Linked DNA regions of Homo sapiens: regions 2 and 3 are each linked to region 1. Evidence: chromatin contacts called from ENCODE Hi-C or POLR2A ChIA-PET data. All regions are on one chromosome and are shown on one strand. Each heading gives the region's core, a stretch centred on a gene start or an enhancer-like site at or near the end of the contact. The rest is flanking DNA. Distances are from core to core; before and after follow the strand shown. Region 1 has its middle 570 kb from the start of GJE1. Region 2 has its middle 220 kb from the start of MIR4465. Region 3 overlaps LINC02941 (long intergenic non-protein coding RNA 2941).

Region 1 (4,931 bases), core at 364-2,863:
ATTTATAGTCTAAAACAAACACGTGAAGAAAGTTAAGCTTACAAATTTTAAGCAAAGAAATGAGGATTTCTAACCAAAGTTTCAACTAAAATCTAACCCAGGTATATGTGGGCATGTGTGTGTGGTATGCATGTGTGTGTGGGTATGCATGTGTGTGTGGGTATGCTTGCTCTGTTTGTGACACTGTATTCTTTCAACACATTTTGATTAACTGACAGAATGGTTTTCAAACATTTGTCTCCAAATTCCTAACCGGGATAAACTATCTGATTTCTGAGATATACATCAGGGATCAGTCCACTGTCTTTATAAATTACAATTCATTGACTGTGTTTTCTGTTTCCAATCTCATCAAGAAGTACAGTATCTAGTTGTACCATATCTGACTACTGTCTGTCAACAATTGGATCTCTTAGTATATTTGAAATGAGAAGCTACAACACAGTGATTGTGTCCTTGAAATAAGATTTCAAGAGTCTTTAATTCATGTTCTTTATTCCTTGCCTTCTTACTCTGCTCTCCATCACTCTTTATTCCTTTCTTCAATATTGAGACATACACAGAACATCATTTGAGGAATGGAGAATTGAGTCATGTGCCATGTTTGCACATAGCTTTAATGTGATTGTCTATGATTCCGTAGGCAAACATAAGAACACCGAATTGCACACAAAGTCTGTAATCATATCATCTGTGGCTACAGATGGAAAACAGCCTGCACAAACAGGAGGTATTGTTAACCAGGTGGATTTCCAGTTTCAATATGTTTGAACAAATTTTGGGGTAACACAAAGACATTAGCAACTGGGCAATGCTGAAGAGGCGTCAGAAGGCACTGTCAACTCCAATCTTAAACATTTTTCAGAAAATTAAAGAATTATTTGAATAATCTTAGTATATCTGAGCCACCTGTTTGTGTATTTAGCTTATTTCCTCATATATTTATTTAAATTTTTTAAATTTTTTTGGATACGTAGATGATATATATATATATATATGTAGTTACAGAGCTAGTGAGATATTTTGACACACGCACGCAATGCGTAATAATCACATCAGGGTAAATGGGGTATCCACCACCTCAAGCATTTATCTTTAGTGTTACAAACAATCCAATTATACACTTAGTTTTTAAAAAATCTACAGTTAAATTATTGCTGACTATAGTCACCCTGCGGTGTTATCAAATATCAGATTGTATTCATTCTTTCTATTTTTTGTACCCATTAGCCATCCCCATTTCCCCCCCATCCCCCATACAGCTTTTATTGTGCCGCCAACCTCCTCTCCTCTCTCTGAGTTTGGCATTCCCTGTGACATGACCTGTAATTCAAAGAAACAACCTCCAAATTAGCTGGATGCTCTCAACCTCTAAAGAGTTTAGAATCAGGAAACATCATTATTTATGCCACGTCTGTTCTCATATCTTATTTGCCTTTATTTTCTTTAACAATATCTGGCTTTTGCACATTCAATGAATGCCATGATCGGCAGCAGAGGAGTGGATGGGTTTTCCTGCGATTGTCCTCCCCTTTTCCCCACTGTTTCTCACAGAGGTGACCGCAGTGACTTCCTGACGCTCTCTGATAGGGAAGCTCCTCCACCTCCTCACCAGGCTGCCTGGCGCGCTCAGCCCATCCCGATTCCAGGACGTCCCTGTCCTCCCCAGGGCCTCTAACAGGCAGCATTGGGTAAAACACCGGTTTCAACTTTCACCTTCAGGACCACTTCCTTCCTAAGTGCCTTATTCAGCAGGAAAGGGAAACCTGTGTTGGGGTGTGGAGTTTTCCTCTCAGATTAGCATGCTTCTCTGGCTGCTGGCAAAATTAGAAAAGCGTCGAGGATAAAATGGCTTTATTTTATTTAATGTCACCAGTAGGGGAAATTTTTAACATCGACACCCAGCAAGCCGGCCCCCTTAGGCTTCAGAAGTCACCCCCGCTTTTCACAGAACCTATATAACACTTTACCTCTGAAAATGATTTCTGACTATGACCCGGATATCAAAATTAGGAAACAGCCAAAAAGCATTTCCTTTCTTTTATGTTTTTTTTTGTGCCAGTTGCCCTCCCTGAGTCTTTTCATTTACCCTGGCAGAGATTTGTCTCTTTGCCTTTAAAAGTTAAATCCACCTTCATCGCACAATGTAGAAAGAAGTGAAATTAAACTGCAGTGTGTTCCAGAGGAGAAAATCTACTTTTTTCATCTCTCAGCCCTACTTTAACTTAAACTGACCTAATTACAGCCCACACCAGAAGAAGCGGAAGAGCTGAAGGAGCGCTTCTGCCACCTAGTGGAAAGATCCTTGAACTGTGCATGGAGACTTCCACTTTTTTTTTTTTTTTTTTGCTTTATTTTTGAAATGTCTGGCACAGAAGTGCAAATGACCTTCTCTAGTCTCTGCATGAATACTGAGGATATGCATCACACACTGCTCTGTTCCTTTGGAAATTCAAAATGTAACGGTCTTCTAAAGAACTCTATTTAGAGAAGGTTGAATTAATGGCTCTTCAGATGAACTATACCTTGAAAACTATTTTATTAAGACCATATGACATTTCATGAAAGTTAAATGGAAAACGATAATGCAAATATTAATACCCTTTAAAGCAATGTTTTAAATATTATGTCTTGGATTTAATGTTTAGGGATGTTAGCACCCTCCCCACTAAATCAATTACTCTTCCTCGTAGCCACTGCACGGTTTAGCTAGCTGAATGATTTCTTCAGTGCAGCTCCTGGCTTGTTTATTTGTTTGCTTTTAGGAGTGGTACTGGACATTTAAGAATGCTTCGTTCTCTTCTCCTGGCTTCATTAACGAGTTATTGATCAATGACTTGAAAGAAAAACTTGGATGAAAAATTTAGTCAGCCCTGAATCACCAATGCTAATTAAAACCAGGGAAAGGAAGGAAAATGAAAGACGTTTACAATGCCCAAATCTCGGGGTAGCTGATCTCCTCCTTCACCAAAGCATCAATACAGCAGCCATGAGCTGCTCAGCCTGGCATTTCTGCCTGTGTCATTGAGCAAAGAAATGTCCCCCATGCAAAAATATCCTTGAGCATATAAAGCAAAGGAATCGGCTGTGTGCAGTGGTTAAATCAATTCTGGAATCATTAGGGTAAGTAATGTGTAGGGTCACACTTGCATCTCTTTTAACAAAATATTCAAATTGATGTGATAATCTACATTGTTATATTAGGGCACACTTCAATATCCTGGCTACAGATTGCTTATCATATTAAAACTAAACACAAAATTGGTTTAAAAAAAAGAAAGAAAAAAAAGTTTGTCATTATTTATAAAGACTCCATGAATAGCTAAGGTTCTCATGGTCTTGTTTAGAGTCTTGGTGATGCAAGAGAATATCTATATGAGTTATAGCTTAACAAACCTGTTTTATTTTATAAAAACTTAGCTTGTATTTAAAAAGTTTTCATTACTTATACATCAAATATGAATTCGAGAAGCAAGTACGAGCCAGTCCCTGTAGTAGACACACGGTTTACATAGATACAAGCAAAAATGAACAGGGCTGGGCTCTGATACGGGTTAATTTGATTCTTCCTTAACTCTCTACACCATGGACACTAACATAAGAAATGATGTGTATATACTGCACAGTCTCTAAAAACCACTCTTTTCAACTCTGCTTGTTCTATCTTAATTCAGATCCTCTTTATTTTTAGCCTTGATTATTTCAGCTGCTTTATTTCCTAGCAGGTCAACCTATGCTCAGTTTGTGTCTGAGCAAACTTGAATTGTGTCTACTACAATTCACATTCACTCTTTCCACACTTTTCAGAATCATGTTGTCTCTAGTTAAAAGCAGGTATTAATTAATTGATAAATTTTAAAAGGCCAGCTTAAAATCTTCCAAATTATGGCCAATTGAACTGATTTACTTCATAGAACTCTCTTCCTACAGCCAGCTTGGTGCTAATGTTTACACATAAGTTGTTTCTTCTGAGAAAGATTTCATGATTATCTTCTCAAACATGAATAATTTTCTTGAAACTTCCTTAAGATGGATTTATATCATTTTCTGCATTATTTCACTTAGTGCTTTCTACCTTGGACAACTGTTATCTCCTCATATAAATTTTACATTAAAAAATAAAACCTGACACCAAGTTTTGCTGAACTTGGCCACGAGTACTGAGAAATTCCAGTGCAATTTCATAGAATTCTAGGTAGGTAAAATGCTAATGACTTTTCTAAGAGTTGTTTTTGCCACACTGTTTTACTGTTCAGCTTAGAGCCTCAACATAGTAGGATGGGAGAGAGAGAGAAAGAGGACATAGAGAAGAGAGAGAGAGGAGAGAGAGAGAGAGAGAAAGGAAAAGGGAGAGATGGGAGAAAATATTGAAAACTGAGTAAAGGATAGGAAATGATGATGGGGGTGTTATTATAAATCTTTTGTTAGAGAGGGTATTTCCCACAGGAAAGGGAAAGAGGAGATTAAGAAAGAAAGAAGAAAGGGAAGCTGAATGAAAAGTAATAGAGGCTAGTAAAGATAGGAAAATAATCAGAAATAAAGGAAATGTTTAGTTTTTATTGAAATGTACTATACACTGGGCATTACAGTGGTCACACCACACATATCATGTTGGATGCTTCTCAAAAATGTTGAGCTAGCTATCATGTCCATCTTTCAGGTTAACAGTCTGAAGATTCGTAGGGCTCTTTGTAACACAAATAGCTGCACCGAAATCAAATCCCATGTCATTCAGGCTTCAAAAGCTAAGTTATTTCTTGAATAGCTGTTCTGGGGCTAGTGATTGGTAGAAAATCTGATGATGTGATGAGCTGACATCAAGGGAATAATGTTTCTCGTTAACATTATGGAAGACTATGGGGGAGGGAGGTACGCTTTTTTGTAAGAAAGGTAAAGCCAGATATAAACTGTAAGAGATGAGTTAATAGAAA
Region 2 (5,053 bases), core at 250-2,749, 1.1 Mb before region 1:
AGATCTAGATCATTACAAGATATTGCAGGTCAGAATGACGACTTTAGTCAAAATGTGTTGGAAAACCAGTTAATGGTTGATGAGTGGTTTTAAACAGGGGAATAAAAAGATCTATAGGGTCACTCTTACTGCTGAGTGGACAACAGACTGCAGAGAAGCAGGAGTGAGGCAAAGAAGCTGTTGTAAGAAAATTATAGTAGTCTAAGCAAGACATAGTCATGTTGTGGGCTAGACAGTCACCCTAGATTATTGGCCATGCTGTCAGCAGATTTTTACAATCCTCAAAAAGAGAAATGAGGCCAGGCATGGTGGCTCACACCTGTAATCCCAGCACTTTGGGAGGCCGAGGCGGGTGGATCATCTGAGGTCAGGAGTTTGAGACCAGCCTGACCAACATGGTGAAACCCCATCTCCATTAAAAATGCAAAAATAAGCCGGGCATGGTGGCAGGCACCTGTAATCCCAGCTACTCAGGAGGCTGAGGTAAGAGAATCATTTGAACCTGGAAGGCAGAGGTTTCAGTGTCACAATTGTCACTGCACCCACTGCACTCCAGCCTAGGCGACAGAGCAAGACTCCATCTCACCAAAAAAAAAAAAAAAAAAAAAAGAACATGTTACAGAAAGTTATGCGTTCAGTAGTTTAGGAAGTATTTGGGAAATCTTTTAGTCAGTACAGACTAGTTCTGCCACCAAATATTAATGTCCCCTTGGGCAGAAAATTGCAATTTCCCATTTCAGTGCTCAGGGTTTGGACTAAATTATCACAATAACCTCCATCTCTGACCTTCTGTGTTTCTCAGCAGACTAATATAAATGATCTAGAACATGAAAATGTGTGAACTTTAGGACTTCAGTACAACATTAGAGTATCTTATGCCAAACTCCTTCTAATTCCCAGGGAAACATTAGGAAACTACTATTATGTTGTAGAGAAAGAAAGTTAGAAGACTTTTTGGTAAGCTTTTTACAATGAATAATAAATGTGCAAAATCACTTAAAAAAGTCTATTCCTAGGAGCTTTTTCTTGATTTTCGTTTGATTGTCTATAATTATGCAATCCAAAGTCTCCAACTGAATTAAACATCCCATAACCATTTTAATGACTCAGGATAGAAAGAAAAAATTGCAGCATTTAAATTCTGTTTCAATATGATGACTCTTGAGAATTTTACTGACCTTGATGGAATTTTTGGAATTTGAGTTCATTTGTAATCAAACTAGAAAAAAATGTTTTGAAATGCTATTTAGATGCTCAAAAGGATTATTGGACCCTAAATAACTTTCATTACATGACATTTTGATAAGGTCATTGTAAGTGAGTCAGAAACATGGACTACATTTCCTTTAAAAATACACATCCCTTCACAACAGATTTGGTCCTAACTCATTTTGGCTTTTGCTGAATCCCAAGTGTTTTTCCTTCTACTTTTTTTTCCCTTTAAATTCTCCAGTAAACTTGCTAAACCGGTAATCTAGGTGAGCTCACCTGCTCCTTCCACTCACTTCCCTGTTGAATTTAGCCTCGGGCTTTGCTTTAATAGCATAGATCCTTAGAGCAGAGAGTTTTATACACAGGAACAGGGGAAGCACAGAGTCTAATAAAGGCCTGGGAATTTTTGTTGTTGTTGTTTCTTTTGAAAAAGGAGAGCTCTAAGGGAATGATATTGTTCCAGAGAACTGACTCAAATGTGTTCTGTATTTGAACTCTGTGATTATGAAATTTCAACTAAAGCTATAAAAAGCAAAACTAACAGACACCAGAGCATGCCAAAGAAAAACAGGATGTTCTTTTTTGATTGGGAAATAATTATCTAAGTTCAATGGCTGGGTCCAGGTAGTTGAGTTTACATTTGCTTCTCCCTCATTATAGAATCAGTTGAATTATGGTAAATTTTCCCTAAGCAGCCAAGCTGTCATTCAAAGGGGTGATTTTATTGGGGTGCAAATCCCTTTTGTTATTGCTTCAGTCCATTTTTTAAATGGATTTGAAGCCTGAGGGGAAAGTACAAATTAAGACAGACTTTTCTCTTTATGCGGTGAACCCAGCCTGTCCTGCCTGCTGCATCCCACTCTAGTACCTCCAGGGTGTTCATCTACCCGGAAAGTCCTCTGCTATTTTATGCTCTATGGAAGTGAGATGTAAACAAAACTAGCTTACTTCTTTCTCAAAAATCATTACACTGATTGGATTATGTCCTTAGCAACAGAATGAATCTCTCTACATATGTATTACTCAGTGATTGAAAACTGAGGTTCAGTTTTGAGGTAAAGTAGAATGCACTAAAAAATTGTAGGATTGCAAATAAACAGTAACATTGCTAATGATTTTCCATGTCTTCCATGTGGGGGAAAGCAGGACAGAGAGTATGGCTTTTTAAAATAGTGAAATTGACTCTTTAAAATTTTTAGAATTGGAGTTCTTCAGTTTATTGGAAATGACACTGCTGAAGACAATTTAAACATTCTGTTTAAAGTAAATGAAAGAATTATACCGTAATAAAGATCTAAAATGATTCACAAGGATTATAACAGAAACAAATTTATATATTACTTGCACCATTTTAACTAGATACTATAATGGAAAGGAAAAACAAAATCAGAAATGGTTACTCTCTTCTGGGAAGTCACTGGTAATGAACATACTTTCCTTAACAGCAATGAGGGCATATTTTCTTTCTTTTTTGCCATAAGGGCAATAATGTCATAAGATATATTTTAGAGCTTAATACCCTGTCATCAGAAATTCAGTTTAATTTTTAAATATAACATCCTTACATTAAAATTTAGAAGAATAATTTTTATGTTAAATAAGGTTTTCAGTAAGTATACTATATATTTACATATATATGGAATATGAATATTTATGAAGACACACGTGAACACTCATATATTTTCTTCAGAACTTGAAATGACCTCAGAAAATTGTTAATTTTCTTCCTTTGTTTCATGGCAGCATTACCATAATCAGTTTTAGATATCATAATATGCATTATCTTGATATCCCAGAAAATGGCATTTCATGAGTAATCTTCATTCTGCATCATCTAATCTAAGTTCTTCCTGCCATACCCTTAGACTTTTTTCCCTTGCTCTTTTATCAACAGAAATGGTCATCAGCATATGAACAATAATATTCCTGCATTTCCTTGAAGCCTGTTATCACCGTCCTTCAAAATCTCACTCAAAGTCTGCTACCACCATCCTTGGAAATGTCACTGGGGACCAAATAATTACTATAAACTTCCTTAGCTAAACCTTTCAATCTAGACTTTGTATCAATTTGACTGCTCTCCTGGATACCCTATTCATGTTGTACCCAACTATGTTAAGTCACAGAGAAGAAGACTGTTAGGTGATGGTCTAAATAGGTTTGTGTATAATGGGAAAATTACATTGGTTTTCTTCAGTGTACACTTTATTCATTCCTGAATTCTGCTTGGCTGTTACGAAATATTGCTGACAACCTTCAAATCACATACTATTCTGAACTCAGGGACTGTCTTCTATTAAATTTCACATAGTCCGGTTACTGATTATCTAGTGTGTGTACAGCTATATTTCCTCTAAATGTTTACTATATTTTATCTTTTCCTTCGATATCAATCAATTCCCTTATTTGAATAAGAAAAAGTTTTTGAATAATCATAACAGTTACTGATTACTAAACACTAACCCTGAAATATGCTGTTAAAATGGGTGTTATAATTATAATATTTGGGAGGATAGTTGCATATTATGTTTTATTCCTGTAGATTTAGAATGTATAAAGAAGCTCTATAGTAATCTATTTAATTTTGATGGAGAAGTTTTTTTTTAATTCACAAACATTTTATTAAAAATATGAGCTTGTTGAATCAAATTCTTATAGGAATTTAAACTCAGAGTATGGCAATTAGAAAAGTGGATGTCTTAGTCTATTTACTGTTGTTATAATAGAATAACTGAGACTGAGTCATTTATAAAGAAAAAGTTCTTATAGTTCTGGAGTTCTGGTGGTTTTTCTTAAATGAGATAACCTTATTCTTTTTCTCTTTTCTTCTGATAAATGTGATAGTTTACATTGCTGAATTTTTTAAATGTTGAACTATGTTTGTATTCCTGGTATAAAAAACTCAATCATGATGATTTTTTTTTTCTTTTTTATGTACATCTAGGTTGTATTTGATAATTTTAAAACTTTTTTTTTAACTTATTTTCCTTTGTATCTTTCAAAATATGATTAGGTTTTAATAGCAAGTTTCTGTTGAAAAAATCCAGTCTTATATTACATGTATATTGGTTTAACGATTACATTTTAACTCATGGACTCTGATAAGCCACTTGTTAATCTTACTGGTTTTCCTTGTACATAGTGAATTGTCTCTTACTGCTTTCAAGGTCTTTGTTTTTGACTTTAAACATTTGAATATAAAATGTTGGGTATGGACCTCCTTTTGTTTATCCTAATTGGAGTTTACTGAACTTGTTGGGTTTATGGATTAATGTTGTCAACAAATCTGGGACATTTCTCACTGTAATTTCTTTGATTTTTTTTTCTACTTCTTTCTATCTTATTCTTTTGGTACTCTCATTATTTACATGTTTGTGCCTTTACTGTTGTCCCACATATTTCTCTGAGTCTCAGTTCATTTTTCTTTCTTTTTTTCACTCTGTTCTTCAGATTACATAATTTTTATGTATGTATCTAGTTTGGAGTTTCATATTTCTTTTATCTGCAAGTTCTAATATACTGCTGAGCCACTCTAATGCATTTCTTATTTTGGTTATTGCACTTTTCAACTCCAGAAATTCCATTTCATTATTTTTGAAAGTTTCAATTTTTATCAGTGTCTCTATTTGATAAGATACTGTCATCAGTCCTTCTTTTGATTCTTTAAATGTGGTTTCTTTCAGTCTTTCAAATGTTTGTAATAGCTGCTTTGATTTATTTACCTGTTAAGTCCAAAATCTGGACCTTAATACAGGCAATTTCTGATGCTTGCTTTTAGTCCTATGTGTACGAGTCAATTTTTTTTTCTTTAGATATCTTGTAATTTGTCGAAAGTTGGACA
Region 3 (4,746 bases), core at 1,936-4,435, 1.5 Mb before region 1:
GTAAATGTAAGGTGATAGTAGTGAATTGATGAAGACAGGAAATGGAAAAAGATGACTGAATTTTAAGCTGACTAGGGGAATTTTGGCACATACATAGAAATAAAGAAGTCAGGAAGGACATCTGGTTTAACAGAATGTGGATTTTGGGGGGAAAGTAGCAGGCAGTTGAAAACGTAAGACAGGAATAAGCTTGAGAAATAATTTAATCTTGAAATAAGAATTTTGGAGTTGTACACATATGATTGAAAGATATTTCTGTATATATGGGTATATAGAAAAAAAGAGAATAAGTAGAGAATCTGGGAAGAGATACCAGTTGGAAGATGTGAGAAGGAAGAGGTACTATTGGAAGATAGAGCATAGTTTAGCACCTTGTCATAGAGACATTACTTGTCTAACCCCAGGCTGTATCAACAGATTGTATATCCTCCTGATTGAGGATAACAGTCTATTGCATTTCCTAGGCATTCCCCCACTTAGAAATTATTGAAGCATCCCATTTGTGTATGATTTTTGTGGGCAGCGATTCCAAGAATGGTGGAAGATACGTTTCTAAGACTTACGAGTTCCTTGGACCAGGTCATAAGCATTTAGAAAATAGAGTAATTGAGGGAGATCATGAATTGTATAGAAGTGAGGGATTCTGCAATTGAATATCCTTGCCTCATCAATCAATTCAGATACTTGGACATCTATGAAGCTCAAGACAAAATGTAGTTCAATACCTTACTAGGAGGAGCATTTTCACAGAGATAAATTATCCACTAGGGAGAATAATAAGTAGAATTACATGCCTATTAATAGTTGCATAATTTTAAAAGAAAAGAGCATGATTTGTTTAAGACACTAGTGTGTTTGACTCTGTCATGGTGATGTTTTGGTCATTTTCTTAAGGATGCTTCCAAATAATGGCCTCAGATACTGAAAAAGGTTAATAAGAATTCTGGCTGGATGTGGTGGCTCACACATGTAATCCCAACACTTTGGGAGGCTGAGGTAGGAGGCTCTCTTGAGGCCAGAAATTCAAGACACACCAGGGCAACAGAGTGAGACCCCATCTCTACGAAAAAATAAAAACAAAAACAAAACAACAACAATAACAAAAACAATAAAATCAACTGGGTGTGGTCCTGCATGCCTGTAGTCCCAGCTGCTGAGGTGGGAGGACAGATTGAGCCTAGGAGCACGAGGCTGCAGAGAGCTGTGATTGTACTACTGCACTCCAGCCTGGGTGACAAAGCAAGACACTGTCTGAAAAAAGAAAAAAAAAATGTTTTCTTTTTTTCTTTCCCATAATTCACTGGCTCGTTTGCTTTTTGGGTACTTTTAATTTTCCCTCTAAATTTCAAAGTACTAGGTGTTAAAATCTGGACATTTGAAAGTTTGATTTGCAATCATCTAAACTCCTAAAAAACAGAGGTCTCTTTCTAACATTGATTTACTCTCAGAGGGTCACTCATAAACATATTCATTACAGGCACACTCCACGAATATTCAATAATACATCAATCACTAAGCTGTTTATGTTAAGAGACACAATTGAAATTGAACAATATAACTCAATAAAATTACTGGTCTTTTTATTTATTCATCCAAATCCTAGTTGCTCAGTCATTGTAAACAGATCCATTGGAAACAATTCACTTTTCTATTGTTTCAGGATTGATCTTCTCAAACACATGATTATTCTTAATTCAGACAAAATATTTCATTTCTTTAAGTACACCAGAAGGAATTAGAGCCAGCTGAATGCAATAAGAGAAGAGGAAGGAAGACGCTCAGTAAAAGGAAATCAAACCTGTTTACAAGTCTGGATCTAAACACTTGTGAGATTTGTGGTTTTGGAAACTACGTTCATATGTTAGAGGAGAAAATGATGAATACTGGATAAACATGGGTTTAAATGGCCTAGGCCAGATTCTTATTCCTCTTTGCACCCTAAGTATCTCTTTTAAACAAAGAGTTTCACTTAATTTCAAAAAGACCACATGCAGACAAAAGATCAATGAACAGCAGAGTGACAGAGAAATTCAATTTTTCCGAGAATGTTGATATATCTACCATCCAGAAGACAATTTAAAATATGGAAGCACTCATAAAAACAATTAATGTATGTAGTCATCATGAGATACACCAAATTATCATCTCATACTAGTGGTAAATCTTGGTTTCCTAAATCTGTTTTTTGTTTCCCGTTCTTCCACTTTGAATATATGATACTGCAAATATGCTAAACAGGGCCCTTGGGCAAATTAGAAACAGAGGTTGGCAAAAATATTAGGAATTTTTTTGTTTCAATTTAAAATGTGTTTTTTTAGAACGTAAAAAACTTAATATAAGTGTATTCTGGAATCATAAGGATGAACATCAACTAAACGAGTCCTGTCCTGGAACTCTAGTGCCCTTTGGCATATGTATTTATTTATCTACATTTTAAACTTAATAATTTTTTAAAAGTATGAGGACAGCTGGGTTGAAGCTATTCAATATGCAGTCATTTTGGATCAATGTGACTTCAAGTGATGGGTTACCAGAAAAGATGCTGGACTGTAAGAGTTTTTGAATTTGTGGGCTTAGGAATTTTGATGACTAAAAAAATAAAAAAAAAAGGCTAAAGGGAATTGGCATTTAAATTCCATGTGGCTGAGCTTTTTAGTTGCATTCAGACACTTCTATTTTTATTTCTTCAAGCTGGGCCTGTTTCCAAGAAGGAAGCTGTGGAATTATTGCTCTTACTCCCACATTTAGTGCAATCCCTTACAATACTAAGGATAGGTCAGATTTTTGCCCGTCCCCTGCATTAAACCTACAAGTAGATCAGATTTCAGGATAAGCAACAAGCAAAAAAGGACAAAAAAATTTCAAGTGAAACATTTGAACCAGCTTGACTTGAATTAGGGTCGAATCAACTGCATAATCTAATGTTCATAGAGTGCTTTGTCTTTAGAACCTGGCTGGTTTTACCCTATAACATTTAAGTTATTCTTCCATTTATTCTTTTTCTTCTTCTCTTCTTCCTTTTATTTTTATTACCCCACTGTGTTCCTATACATTTAAAAGGTTAGCTGTTTTTGTTTTATGCAATGGAAAAACTGTTGTTGAAGTTTTAGCCTTGAAAAGCACTGACTGTACCTAAAAACGGAAAGAAAGCACTCCTTTGCCTTGCCTCCCATTGGTTGTTTGGAAACAGCTGTTTGACGCCAAGTTTGTACTTCACTCTTATCAGCTCATTTGGTGAGATCAGAATGTGCCTGAATAACTCTGAAGGTTAAAATATGTTGACTGAATTTTCTGCTGCCACCATTCAGCAGCAGCTAGGCTATGCCTCTCATGATCATGACACGTAGTGGAAATTTTCCTGGCTTCTATACATCATCATCTCTGCCTGGTGAGTGTCATACTGAGGATGAGCACAGCAGGACGGCCTGCCAATGGGCCTGACAGAGCTGGCCTACGAACATATGGAATTGTGCTTCCAATGGAAAGCACACTATTTGCATTGACTTGTCATCATTCAGGGACCAAATTTTTTATTTTTGCCTTTTTATCAACCATTGGTGTCTTGTTTAGGGCATCTATAACTTTTTTTTTTTCAGAGAAAATTGGGCATTACGATTTTCTTACTCAATCTCATAATCATTTTAAGCATTCCAAAAATTATACTCCACTGGTCCTGACTGCTACTTAAATTGTATGCGTTCTTTCCAGTCCTTATTTACAATTTAACTCCAAATGCTTCATAGTACAAACAGAAGAGCCTTTGATTTTGATTTTTTTAATCATTCAATCTTACAGAATTGAATCATGCCATATTGTTATTTTTGCTCAGCAATTAGAAAATACTCACTGTCCAACAGTCCAAGAACTTTTAAGTATTACAAAATCCTTTTCCGTAATCTCATGTTAACAATACAGCCTTAGTTTAGAAGCATTTTCTAAAAGATGTTAAGCATTAACCTTGTAATTTGTGGTGTGCTTATATTTATCGCCAAATAATTTGCAGCATTTTGTCAGTTATTTATCTAGTTATTTATATGTTTATCTGATGCCTATGCTGAAATATTCAAGGGCTTTTACAAGTGTGCTGTGTTAGCAGAAAATACTGTTCAAGGGAGAAAAAAATATTCTTTTTCACTTGACTACTTCAATACAGCAACTACAGTAGTTACTGTATGACTTATTGAACAACCATTAGAAGGAAAGAGATGAAATAGATCAGCCAATCCCCTAAGTCATAGATACTGAATATCTACTTCGTGTGGGTTTATGTCTAAGATATCATGGGAGCTCCACAAAATATATAACTGTTACCCAAATGGCAAAATAGTGAACTTGGGATCAACATAAATTTTAAAAGGCTTGTACCTAATTTTTATTCTTTTTTGTTCCTCAAGTTCTTTTAAACTTAGAGCTTCCCTGGGCCTCAACCAGTGCCAGCTGGGCAAAAATTCAATAACCTATGTGGAGATCATTATTGACCAAACATGTTATCAGATTTAGATGGTTTGATATGCAATTATTCTGAAGACCAATTAAATATCACACACTGTGGTCATTAATAGACAAAATTGTATTCTTATATGAATGATACATCTTAGTTTCCCATATCTGTTTTCTCCTTCCAGTATATATTTTTTGAATAAATATTAAAAACCTGCCACATGGACAAACCATGCCAGTGTTTCCTTTTCATCATATACAGTTATTTGAAGAGGTTGGCATTAATCTGTGAATTCTCCATCTAGC

What was found. A loop is a pair of places that touch in the nucleus more often than their neighbours do. ChIA-PET counts read pairs that join two places held with the same protein, here RNA polymerase II (POLR2A). Pooled maps may share reads with other maps.
Region 2: a loop to region 1 is called in a map of chondrocyte, with 4 times the contacts of the local background. The contact joins two enhancer-like sites. A Hi-C loop is called at or near these places in 1 of 168 maps with a recorded cell type or tissue (chondrocyte) and 5 of 50 pooled maps. POLR2A ChIA-PET finds 5 or more read pairs at or near these places in 1 of 52 experiments (BJ).
Region 3: a map of heart right ventricle shows a loop between it and region 1 (6-fold over the local background). The contact joins two enhancer-like sites. A Hi-C loop is called at or near these places in 3 of 168 maps with a recorded cell type or tissue (MCF 10A, chondrocyte and heart right ventricle), 2 of 37 single-sample maps with no recorded cell type and 7 of 50 pooled maps.

The regions. Positions count from the first base shown.
Region 1 is chr6:141,560,723-141,565,653 of GRCh38, forward strand. No RefSeq gene overlaps it. Among named protein-coding and RNA genes, the nearest start is that of GJE1, 570 kb to the right of the region's middle. Within about 2 kb of position 1,614, at least 16 of the 41 ENCODE cell types and tissues checked have a DNase peak (open chromatin) inside an H3K27ac peak, as active enhancers do; they include heart right ventricle, where a contact is called at or near this core.
Region 2 is chr6:140,461,437-140,466,489 of GRCh38, forward strand. No RefSeq gene overlaps it. Among named protein-coding and RNA genes, the nearest start is that of MIR4465, 220 kb to the right of the region's middle. Within about 2 kb of position 1,500, at least 9 of the 41 ENCODE cell types and tissues checked have a DNase peak (open chromatin) inside an H3K27ac peak, as active enhancers do.
Region 3 is chr6:140,076,211-140,080,956 of GRCh38, forward strand. All of the region lies in intron 1 of LINC02941 (long intergenic non-protein coding RNA 2941), which reads left to right. All of the region lies in intron 2 of LOC107986652 (a long non-coding RNA gene), which reads right to left. Among named protein-coding and RNA genes, the nearest start is that of LINC02941, 100 kb to the left of the region's middle. Within about 2 kb of position 3,186, at least 8 of the 41 ENCODE cell types and tissues checked have a DNase peak (open chromatin) inside an H3K27ac peak, as active enhancers do; they include heart right ventricle, where a contact is called at or near this core.